Linked DNA regions of Homo sapiens: regions 2, 3 and 4 are each linked to region 1. A link is a contact called in ENCODE Hi-C or POLR2A ChIA-PET data. All regions are on one chromosome and are shown on one strand. The core of a region is the stretch at or near the end of the contact, and the rest is flanking DNA. Distances in the headings are between cores, read along the strand shown. Region 1 has its middle 52 kb from the start of LINC00399. Region 2 overlaps MYO16 (myosin XVI). Region 3 has its middle 16 kb from the start of LINC00676. Region 4 has its middle 61 kb from the start of LINC00676.

Region 1 (2,524 bases), core at 18-2,517:
TCCCAAACCAGGTCCTCCCTGAATTCCTTTCTGGAAAGACCTGGGATAGAATTGACCAAGCCATCTTTCACTTTCTTTCTTTTCTCTTCTTCTGCATAGCTAACAGATCTATCAAGTTCTGCTGATTTTACTTCCATGCACTTGTTGAATCTGCCTTGTTCTCTTCATCACTCTTGCTACCACCTCACACTGTTTCCTTGCTTGTGCCCTTTCTGTGAGTTGGTCATATTCCCTGCCACCAGATCTGCTCTCTGCTGCCAGAAGGGTATTTCCAAGACCCTATTTTAATAGCACTACCAGATTGATAAACATTCTGTAACATATTGAAAATTTTTCTAGGTCAGGCATGGTGGCTCATGCCTATAATCTCAGCTCTTTGGGAGACTGCAGCGGGCGGATTGCTTGAACCCAAAAGTTCAAGACCAGCCTGGGCAACATAGTGAGACCTCACTCCTACAAATAATAATAATTAAAAAAATAGCTGGGCCTGGTGGCTCATGCCTGTAGTCTCAGCTACTTGGGAGGTTGAGGTGGGAGGGCCAGTTTAGTCTGAGAGGTCAAGGCTGCAATGAGCCATGACTGTGCCACTGCATTCCAGCTTGGGCAACAGAGTGAGATCCGAAAAGAAAGAAAAGAAAAGAAAAGAAAAGAAAAGAAAAGAAAAGAAAAGAAAAGAAAAGAAAAGAAAAGAAAAGAAAAGAAAGAAGGAAGGAAGGAAGGAAGGGAAAGAAAGAAAGAAAGAAAGAAAGAAAGAAAGAAAGAAAGAAAGAAAGAAAGAGAAAGAAAGAAAGAGAAAGAAAGAAAAAGAAAGAAAGAAAGAAGGAAGGAAGGAAGGAAAGAAAAAGAAAGAAAGAAAGAAGAAAGAAAGAAAGAAAAAAAGAAAATTCTTCTAAATCAATAATCAAGAAATGTAATTGCCAATTTAAAAATCAAATATTATGACTGATTATATCATGTTTAGATTTATCTCACGTATCAGCAATTAATATACAAACATGATAAATTTAACAAAGTGACTCTTCTATAAGCATTAACAAGTTTTCTTCAATTAAATTTAGAACTTTGAAGGACAGTGATCCTAATAAATAATTATTATAAACTTATAAAAAGAGAATACATTTTTTTTTACCCATTGATGTTTCCTGTAGTTGTCTTAATTCATGGATCTACCTGAAAAACTGTGGGTTAATTTTACCTTCTTATTCTGGCTTGAAAATTTTTAATGGAGCTGTTTTGGTGGTGTAACCCATTAAATGGTCATCAAAATGCATGAGGGAAGAAAAATGCTAGATGAACTATGAGTCATTGGTACTTACTAATTCTTCCATCAAAGCTTTTAAAGTGTTTACTCTCGTTCGAATAAAATCTACTATGGGTAAGAAAAATTTAAGTAGGATGTTTGTCCAGAGAAATTTGAGTCTAAATGCACAATTAAATTACCACTTAGTAGCAAAATTTATTATTTGAAATATCTTCCAAATATCTGTGAAAATGAATGACAAATCTTATCACATTCTAACTCCCGAAGATTTTTTAATAGCACATGTTTGAGATATAATCACTGTTTGAAGTTGTAATCTAAATGCTTTTAACTTTGTCATTACTGTTGTAGTTTCACTGACTTGAAAAAAATACTTTAAAATAATGACTAAGGAGATTCTTCACTCCTACTATTTCCCTGCAAGGAATAAGGACAGGGTGCTTGGTGCAATCACTCAGTAGATAAATTCTTGTTACATTAACAGTTTAAGTGAATAAAAGGAGACCCATACAGAAGAAGTAAAGTGACTCATAGAATTAGAATTTCCTAAGATCTACAAATTGATCTTATACTTTGAATAATACCATACCAACTTTTTGCATTTGTTTCAGGAACTTTAAAAATTGAACTACTAATGTAAAAATAAGCCAGGAAAAAAAACAAGAGGAATGAAGAAGAGAGAAGTACCCAGAAACCACATGAAAATGTCCAAATATAGAAGTGGACGTGACCAAAGGTGAATTTCTTTAATTTGTCCAGAAAAATAAAGCATGTGTTTCTGGCACTGTACCAAACTTGTGTAGGTGTTACTCTGTTTGCCATTTTTGGTTGTATATATCTTGAAGATTCTTTTAAAGACAGTTCCATCCTCAAATAGGATAATTACTAAATAGATGCTACATTCAGAGGATGTTATACAGGAAAAAAAATGACAGAAATGCCTAGTATACCAGTGTAGCACAAAGAGAAGTGGATAAGTCTCTAGGGGAGGGGATGAGGCTGTTAGAGAAGAAAAGGTGAGTTAGCTGCGTTGAATTGAAGGGTGAGCTGAATATTGTGTGCAGGCAAAGAGCTAGGGAAGGTCTGTTAAGCAGGGACCACATCCGATGCAAAGGCCCAGAAGCAACAGCACAGGCTGCTTAGCAAGCTGCAATGTTTGCTGTGGATGGAGCACAGAGTCTGGAAGGAACATGGAGTACAGGTTGAAGCTGGAAGCCACGGAGGTAAAAGAAGGCATCATGTTTGGTACAGAAGGTTGTTTCA
Region 2 (2,524 bases), core at 15-2,514, 430 kb before region 1:
ATGCATATAAAATTGCGCAAGAAACTACCTTCACTAAAATTTTGAGTGTCAGGCACAACACTCAGTAATTAATTCTCACTTAATTCTTCTAATAACTCTATGAGACTGTTACTAATATTGTCCCTATTTGATGAATGAGGACACTGAGTCCTAGAGGTTAAGTAGCAGCCTGCTCAAGGTCAGGCAAGGCAGGAGGCCAGAGATGGTGCCCAGTGGCCCATCTCTCAGCAGAGAGGGAGGGCCTATCTCCAGCAGTCCTGGCCACTGACTGCTAATGCTGTTTGTCCTTGAGGAGGTGACGGCCAGCTGTGTTGTTTAGAAACTTGGTCTGATGCTATGGCTCACGCCTGTAATCGCAGCACTTTGGGAGGCCGAGGCGGGCAGATCACCAGAGGTCCGGAGTTCGAGACCAACCTGGCCAACATGGTGAAACCCCATCTCTACTAAAAATACAAAAATTAGCCAGACTTGGAGGCAGGTGCCTGCAGTCCCAGCTACTTGGGAGGCTGAGGCAAGAGAATCGCGGGAACCTGGGAGGAGGTGGGGGTTGCAGTGAGCCAAGATCACACCACTGCACTCCAGCCTGGGCAACAAGAGCGAGACTCTGTCTCAGAAAACAGAACAAAAAAAAAAAAAAAAACTTACACTCAAACTTATACTCTGTTTTGACATAAAAACCTGAGGCCAATGTCCAGATAGTCACGATTTGGGGAAAACAGCTGGAAATAGACTTTTTCTCCAGATACTCAGGCTCTTTTCAGAGTTTTGTTTCTGGCCCTTGTACTTCCTATTTGAGCGAGGCCGTCTTCCCAGTCATGTGTATAAAAAAGAGGTGCCACGAGCATTGTGGCTATCATGTCTTTTTCTCCTGAGGCAGGGCAGGTGCTGGCATATTGCCATGCAGTCCCATGGCCCTGGCTGGGCCCTTCCTGCCCCACCTTCCCTCACTGCACAGCATCTTACCTTGGTGCCTCTTCAATCTCACCCTTTAATCTCAGGTCAGATTAACATATTTTGAATTTCAATTTAACTATAAAACCTCCTAACTCAAAAATCTTTAATAAATATTGCTTTTCTGTCACATCCAATGCAGTCTGCTTGATGACGCAAGGCGACAGAGATGGCTGGGCCTTGGGGAATTTGGCGTGAGCGATTGTCGTTAACCGGTTCTTTGACATCTTCTCCTTTAGGGGTGGAGTTGGTTATCATTGAGGTGACACAGTTCTTGGCTGAGTAAAGATGTTTGCTTGATGCTAGATGTGCAAGCAGTGTATTTACCTTCAGGGTATAAAAGGGAAAGTCCTTCTTGTGTTGAGAGAGAGTCAAACACTCCAGCCTCACTTCTGCAGTCAGTCAGTTAAATGTCACAAACATTCTCAGGGTTGTTATGAGTAAATAAAATTATGAATTTAAGGCATGTTGGTCTACGTCCTTGATTGCTTACTTTTAATTTCAAATTCCCAAAAGTTCTGAAAACCAAACATTCACGTATGACTCATGTGCTCATAAAAAACATGACCCAACCTGAACTTACTTAGCAACAAAATCTAAACTTGATTGATGTAAGTGTATTTATAATTCTTACATATTTCTCTGACTGTGAATATTCATATGGGGTTCTCCCCAAATTAAAATATTTGACTGGGGACACTGCTTCAAACCTACCAAGGATATAAACACTACATTCACTTTTTTAAAATCTGGATTTCAGAACATATTTGTCTTCAGAAGTTTAGGAGAAGGGGCTGTGAACTGTGTAATCCAGCTTGTTGAGGACTGAAAACATGGCAGTCATTATGTTTCTCACCAAGTTAAGGACTTACCTTACGTTGAAGGACCACGACGCAGATGTTTGCTAAAAATGGTTGATAAACCTGCTTCTGTGTCTGGACAAGGAGGCTCTGAATTCGCTTCCAAAATAGACCTCTGCCTTTTGTTCCACTCCTTTTTTTCTCTTTCTCTTTCTTTCTCTTTCTCTTTCTCCTTCCTTCCTTCTTTCCCTCCCTTCTTTTTCTTTCTTTTTTCTTTCTTTCTCTCTTTCTTTCCTTCTCTCTCTCTCCTTCCTTCCTTCCTTCTCTCTCTCTTTCTTTCTTTCCTTCCCTGTCATCTCTTTCTGTCTCTGTCTCTCTTTCTTTTTAAAAACAAAAACAGAGTTTCACTATTATCACCCAGGCTGGAATGCAATGGTGCCATCTCAGCTCACTGCAATCTCCACCTCTCAGGTTCAAGCGATTCTCCAGCCTCAGCCTCCCGAGTAGCTGGGATTACAGGTGCCTGCCACCACGCCCGGCTAATTTTTGTATTATTAGTAGAGACGGGGTTTCACCATGTTGGCCAGGCTGGTCTCAAACTCCTTACCTCTGGTGATCTGCCCACCTTGGCCTCCCAAAGTGCTGAGATTACAGGCGTGAGCCACTATGCCCAGCCATCTGTCTCTGTCTCTTTAACATTGTTTATTCCGTATAAATAAGAGATATTTATTTTCGTATCTTAAATAATGAACCATATGGAGATGTGAAAGAGG
Region 3 (2,524 bases), core at 9-2,508, 400 kb after region 1:
TCCTGGGGCCTTTGATAGTTTCATGCCTTCTCCACGTGCCAGAGACAGAGAAGAGTGAGCTCTATCGTTTTTGGGGGTCTACTAGTTTTGCCTTTATTATTTAGACAGCTTCAGGTCAGCTTCTTCCTTGTATACCAGTCACAAGTGGGTTTTTATTTTACAAAGAAAACATAGAAGTTATCATTTTCTAGAAAAAGGTACAATAACTATTTCAAGACATATTTTAGATATACTTACAGGCACACCTTGGAGCAGTTCAATAATTAAAAATTTCATCTGTCTGCCTGACCGCCAATGCAAAGGAAACATAATTAAAAGTTTTTTTGTTTCTTCTCCAAGATAATAGTTTATAAAGTAGCTTAATGAAACACTGAAAATCCAGAATGGAAGAGGACGTGTGAAATCCCCTTTCCGGTGTGAACTTATTCTTAAACAATCAAATGAAAGTGCCCGTCAGCCTTTGCAAGATGCTAACCATCTGGCCCCTGCATCCTGTCTGAGTCACCCGATAAATAGCTGCAGGTTGTTTTAAGCACACTGCGCCCTGCACAAGCTGTTTTGCTCTGCTACTCACTGCCCTTAGGTGCAGATATTTACACCCGGGGTTGAGCATATTTTCAGCCACACCTGGATGCCTCGAGGTAATTAGGAGGAAACTTTTAGCGGAAAGGAAACAGCATACCTTTGAGTAGCCCGATTGTGTATGCAGGAGAAAGGTTAAGTAGGAAGAGAGGGGAGTTCTCTCCTGAATTGAGTAGCTTTGCTTCCTATTGGAAAAGTGTGCAAATGAAAGGAAGTAGAAATGCTAAAAAGCTCTGTGACTGCCTCCTGCTGTATTCAATTAGCCTTCCAGAGGATGCCAGAAGGAAGGCTCAATTACCAGAGCGGCTCCAGGACTTAAGAGAAGGCTGGAGGGCAAACCAAAGGGGCTGCCATCTTGCAGACCTGGTGTGAGACCAAGGCGGGGCAGCTGTGTGATTGGATTATACACGGGAACCTTACTTTAGTTTCTATTGCATGGCCAGAGCTATGCATGCCACCTTTTGCATGGAGTCTTGAAAAGTCACCTAATTTTAATAAAGCAGAAGGGGAAAGCGATAAGAAGAGGGAGAGTGCATCTCTCTGAAATGCCTAAGCATCGGCCTTGCGGGAACCGGCCTCATCGAGGAGCAGGGCCACCACCGTTGGAGCATCGGAGGAGCATCGGAGGAGCCCTAGCTCTGGCCTCTTGGCTGGACGTCACTGTTTCAGGCCGAGCAGATAAAAGCAGAAGGCATTGACCGTGAGCCAAGAGCTCAGTGTTTTCAGAAAATGGACTGGACGGGAGGAAAGAGTGTGAGTGTGCTTTGAGAGCAATAAACAAACTATTGGCTGCCGGCCAGGGAGGAGTGTGCTGACATCTTCAAGCGGATCCTCGAAAGCTCCACAGAGCGGCTGAGGAAGCCTCCTTAGGGCTGTGGATGGGGTGGCGGGGCAAGGGCTGCCGTGGCGCCATGCAGCAGTGGGCATCGGGCCTCAGCCACACCCAGCAGGGAGGCCAACAGCAGAATCCCAGGCAAACGCCCCTAGGGTTCGCCCCTCATGCCTCCACTCCCTGGCCTGGCTCTCTGAAGGGCAGGGCGGTGGAGGAGAAGCAGAGCCAGGCGGTGCCCTCCGCCAGCTCTAGCTCAAAGGCTGCTGGGGCTGACGGGTGGAGCTTGTGTAGACGAAGCCCCTTACCCTGGAAGTGAAGGTTATGGGGTTTCCTGGAGGGAGGGCACTGGGCCTCGCTCTTAACTGAGGCTTCCCGTCCCCCGAGGGAGGGTGATGAAGGGTGTCCAGACACATCCACGGGGACAAAGGAGGTTGGCAAGGCTGACCGCAGGAGTTTCTCCTCTAATGCCTTTCAAATGAACAGGTCTGTGTCGCTGCTCCGGGAGCGCCTGCGCTCACATACCCCGCGGTGCACAGTTACCAACCAGATCCTACCACGCCACTGCGGACATCGCGGTTTCCGGGAAGTCTCTGGCCTTCGTATGAAAAGACAGCCCGACAGGTTGAATTCTTTAAAACCTTATCTTTGGTTATTTTAATAGGATATGACAATCTCCTCTCCTCAGCATGTCGATAAATGTTTATTGCCCTTTACTGTGTGAGAGCAGGGGTCCTGCCGCCGCTTGTTTTTATTTTCTTTTAGACGGCGTGAACATTTTTAGCACGTGTAACCAATGATGGTAATTAAGATTATAATAATGCTGATGCCAACATTTATATCAGTGGATACAGAAAATACACAGCCTGATTATTTTTTATTACTCGTACCCATAAAATTAAAGATCTTAAACATGGGATGGAGGGTGCATCCGCATCAAGATTTTGTTAGCATGAGACCGAACCCATTCAGCCACGGCCTTCATCAGAAGCCTTTTGAGTGATGAGACAGTGATGAGATAGCTCGCGTTATCCTGCAGCACAGAGCTGCGCCTGGTCACGGCAGGGTGCACCGGCTCTCGGGCTTCAGACAACAGCTTATCAGTACCTTGCC
Region 4 (2,524 bases), core at 17-2,516, 320 kb after region 1:
CACCTCCACGGTGCACTAAGCGTGAGCTGGCACCTCCACGGTGCACTAACCGTGAGCTGGCACCTCCACGGTGCACTAAGCATGAGCTGGCACCTCCACGGTGCACCAACCGTGAGCTGGCACCTCCACGGAGCACTAACCATGTGTAGGCTTTGAACTAGTCTGTTCTGGAACCTTGCTTTGCTCAGGAGGTTTTTTCCTGTTCCTTCCCTGTGTCCAGTCCTCTTGAGAGAGGAAAACCAAACCATGCTGCCGCTATTCCCTTTCTTGATAACAATCTGAAATCATTCTGGCCAAACTGGGATGGGCACAGTGCTTTTCCACATTGACTTTTTTTCTGCTTCCCATGTTTAGGCTCAAATTTCTAAAACGGACCAGAGATGTAAAAGGGATATTCAAGTATAAAGTCCTGTATAAACGTAAGGCATAAATATTATGATCCTCATCACTTTTAGGAGAGTGAGGTAGAATGATGATTTTAAAAATTAGGAACAAAGTTACTTCTTTGATCTCTTTATTAGCCACTTCTAATAATCCCTGTCCCACTCATCCTAAAACCTCCAGCCCCCTCCAGTCTCCCATCCAGCCACACACAGAATTACCACAATCTAAATGCGCCCTTTGAATCAGACAATACTCCTATTGCTATTAATAATAATATATTGGTTAGTCACCATTATAAAGATTTTACAAAATACATTTATGGCATCACCAGCCAACACATAACAGGTTACTTTTATTAAGTTGCATTTGTTATCCCTGATCTTCACAGGATTCTTACAAGACAGGTATTAATATGCCCACTTTTATGGTTGGGGAAGGATGATTCACAGTTACGGAAACTTGCTCATACTCAGGAGGAAGCTAAGCCATCTTTCTGGCCCACTACCATTGTTTGATTTCACAGTGCTGGACAGCTGGTGTCACCCTCAGAGGCCATAGGTAACCACATCCCCAGATCCTTAACAGCCAGGCCCCCCGCCACCACATAACTTTGGGAAACACGGAAGCCCGGAATGCAGCCCCATGGGCTCTAATCCAGGTCAACTGGGTGGGACACCCCGCCCCCGCGTACAGGCACCCCCACCCCGCCCCTGCTACCTCTCTAGGTCTGAAAGCCCCAGCAATAAGTCTCATCGGACCCGAGCTGCGATTATTTATGCCTTCCTTTCATCTTTGCTTCGGTCTCTTGGTCAGGGTGATTTCTTCATCCTTTTTGTAGAAGGCTTCCCTTTGCATTAGCAGCTTTGCTATAGTTCTAGAATAAATGAGCACAGGAAGAAGACGCTGTCATACGGGACCGATCCGTGTCCACATGAAGTCATCAGATCGGTATGGGTGAGTGGCAGGCAAATCCGGTGTGGGGAAGCGGCAAAGCCTGAGGAGCCTGCACTTATCAAAGATTAAACACTTTCAGGTTCTTTAAAGGACAAACTCTGAGTTTTCCCAGCGTAGTATTTGAGCTATTTGAGGGTCTGAAAAGATATCACACAGGTTACCCTGCGTTTTGACAGCCTTTCCTTACTTTAATCCAAGCCTGTGGCAAACTGGTTGTAAACTATTACTGAAGAAATGGCTCTATATTTCTATTCTCTCTCTCTTTCTCCCTCTCTTCCCGTTTGAAATGAAAACACAGTTCTTTCATTAGCTCATTAAAAAATTTACTCCTTTGTGAATATTTTGAAATCACAGAGCAGATATATATTTTATATCAAAGACTCCAGTGAAATATTGATCACCTGTGTGTTTCACTCCCTAAATTCACCATAACTGTGCCTACGTGGCTTGTTTCAAATACACATCTTACCCTCCAGTTTGAAGTTTAAATCATTGTGGTAGGCGTTGTACAGAGGATTGCTTTTTTATTTTCTGTGCTTAAGTGCAGGGCAGCCAAAACAAGAACATAATTATATCGTCAGAGTCGATAAGCGCATCAAGCCTCTATCAGATCTTGCTGGGCTCAGCAACTGCCTCACAGGAAGTGCTGGGGAGCTCTTCCGCCACCAAATCCATTTGGCTCTATTTAGGAACTAAGTACAGGAAGGTAGTTATTGTACAAGATTAGTTTCCTGTAGGCCATAAATTGGCAGTAGCAGAAAAATACAGGATGAATTTATTAGCGTGCAAGGTCAGCTAGAAGGAAGACAAGGCTGAGCGATTGCGCTTGTTTTCTTTCATTTAGCCCACCTCCTGGACCTCAGGGCTGAAAAAGACCCTCTAACTACTTAATTACTTCTTAATAGTTTTAAGCAAATTCAAAAGGCCTGCGCGTTGCTAAGTGCCTGAGGTAAGAGCTGCCTGGGCTAGGTTAGGAATGCCTGTTTGGACTAGAGTTTCTGAAACCTGACTAGGCCCCTTATAATCTGAGGCTTTGTGAGTTTTCTGCGTTTTTTTTTTTTTTTTCCTGCCTTATTTGGTGTTGATTGGCCAAGCATTTACTTTGAAGCTAGAATTTTATACTTGGGAATAAAGGAGTAGCTTCTAATAGTGAAAATATAAAATCCATCAAGTCAAAAATATTGTT

What was found. A loop is a pair of places that touch in the nucleus more often than their neighbours do. ChIA-PET counts read pairs that join two places held with the same protein, here RNA polymerase II (POLR2A). Pooled maps may share reads with other maps.
Region 2: a loop to region 1 is called in a map of endothelial cell of umbilical vein, with 3 times the contacts of the local background. The contact joins two enhancer-like sites. A Hi-C loop is called at or near these places in 2 of 168 maps with a recorded cell type or tissue (PC-9 and endothelial cell of umbilical vein), 1 of 37 single-sample maps with no recorded cell type and 1 of 50 pooled maps.
Region 3: a pooled map shows a loop between it and region 1 (2.5-fold over the local background). The contact joins two enhancer-like sites. A Hi-C loop is called at or near these places in 1 of 168 maps with a recorded cell type or tissue (PC-9) and 1 of 50 pooled maps. POLR2A ChIA-PET finds 5 or more read pairs at or near these places in 2 of 52 experiments (WTC11 and activated T-cell).
Region 4: POLR2A ChIA-PET joins it to region 1 with 15 read pairs in Caco-2. The contact joins two enhancer-like sites. POLR2A ChIA-PET finds 5 or more read pairs at or near these places in 2 of 52 experiments (Caco-2 and SK-N-SH).

Annotation. Positions count from the first base shown.
Region 1 is chr13:109,347,409-109,349,932 of GRCh38, forward strand. No RefSeq gene overlaps it. Among named protein-coding and RNA genes, the nearest start is that of LINC00399, 52 kb to the right of the region's middle. RefSeq lists an enhancer at 1,375-2,524. Within about 2 kb of position 1,268, at least 2 of the 41 ENCODE cell types and tissues checked have a DNase peak (open chromatin) inside an H3K27ac peak, as active enhancers do; they include PC-9, where a contact is called at or near this core.
Region 2 is chr13:108,918,332-108,920,855 of GRCh38, forward strand. The region is part of intron 16 of MYO16 (myosin XVI); the gene reads left to right. Among named protein-coding and RNA genes, the nearest start is that of MYO16-AS2, 180 kb to the right of the region's middle. RefSeq lists an enhancer at 823-992. Within about 2 kb of position 1,265, at least 4 of the 41 ENCODE cell types and tissues checked have a DNase peak (open chromatin) inside an H3K27ac peak, as active enhancers do; they include PC-9, where a contact is called at or near this core.
Region 3 is chr13:109,743,358-109,745,881 of GRCh38, forward strand. No RefSeq gene overlaps it. Among named protein-coding and RNA genes, the nearest start is that of LINC00676, 16 kb to the left of the region's middle. Within about 2 kb of position 1,259, at least 4 of the 41 ENCODE cell types and tissues checked have a DNase peak (open chromatin) inside an H3K27ac peak, as active enhancers do; they include PC-9, where a contact is called at or near this core.
Region 4 is chr13:109,665,930-109,668,453 of GRCh38, forward strand. No RefSeq gene overlaps it. Among named protein-coding and RNA genes, the nearest start is that of LINC00676, 61 kb to the right of the region's middle. RefSeq lists an enhancer at 1-813. Within about 2 kb of position 1,267, at least 4 of the 41 ENCODE cell types and tissues checked have a DNase peak (open chromatin) inside an H3K27ac peak, as active enhancers do.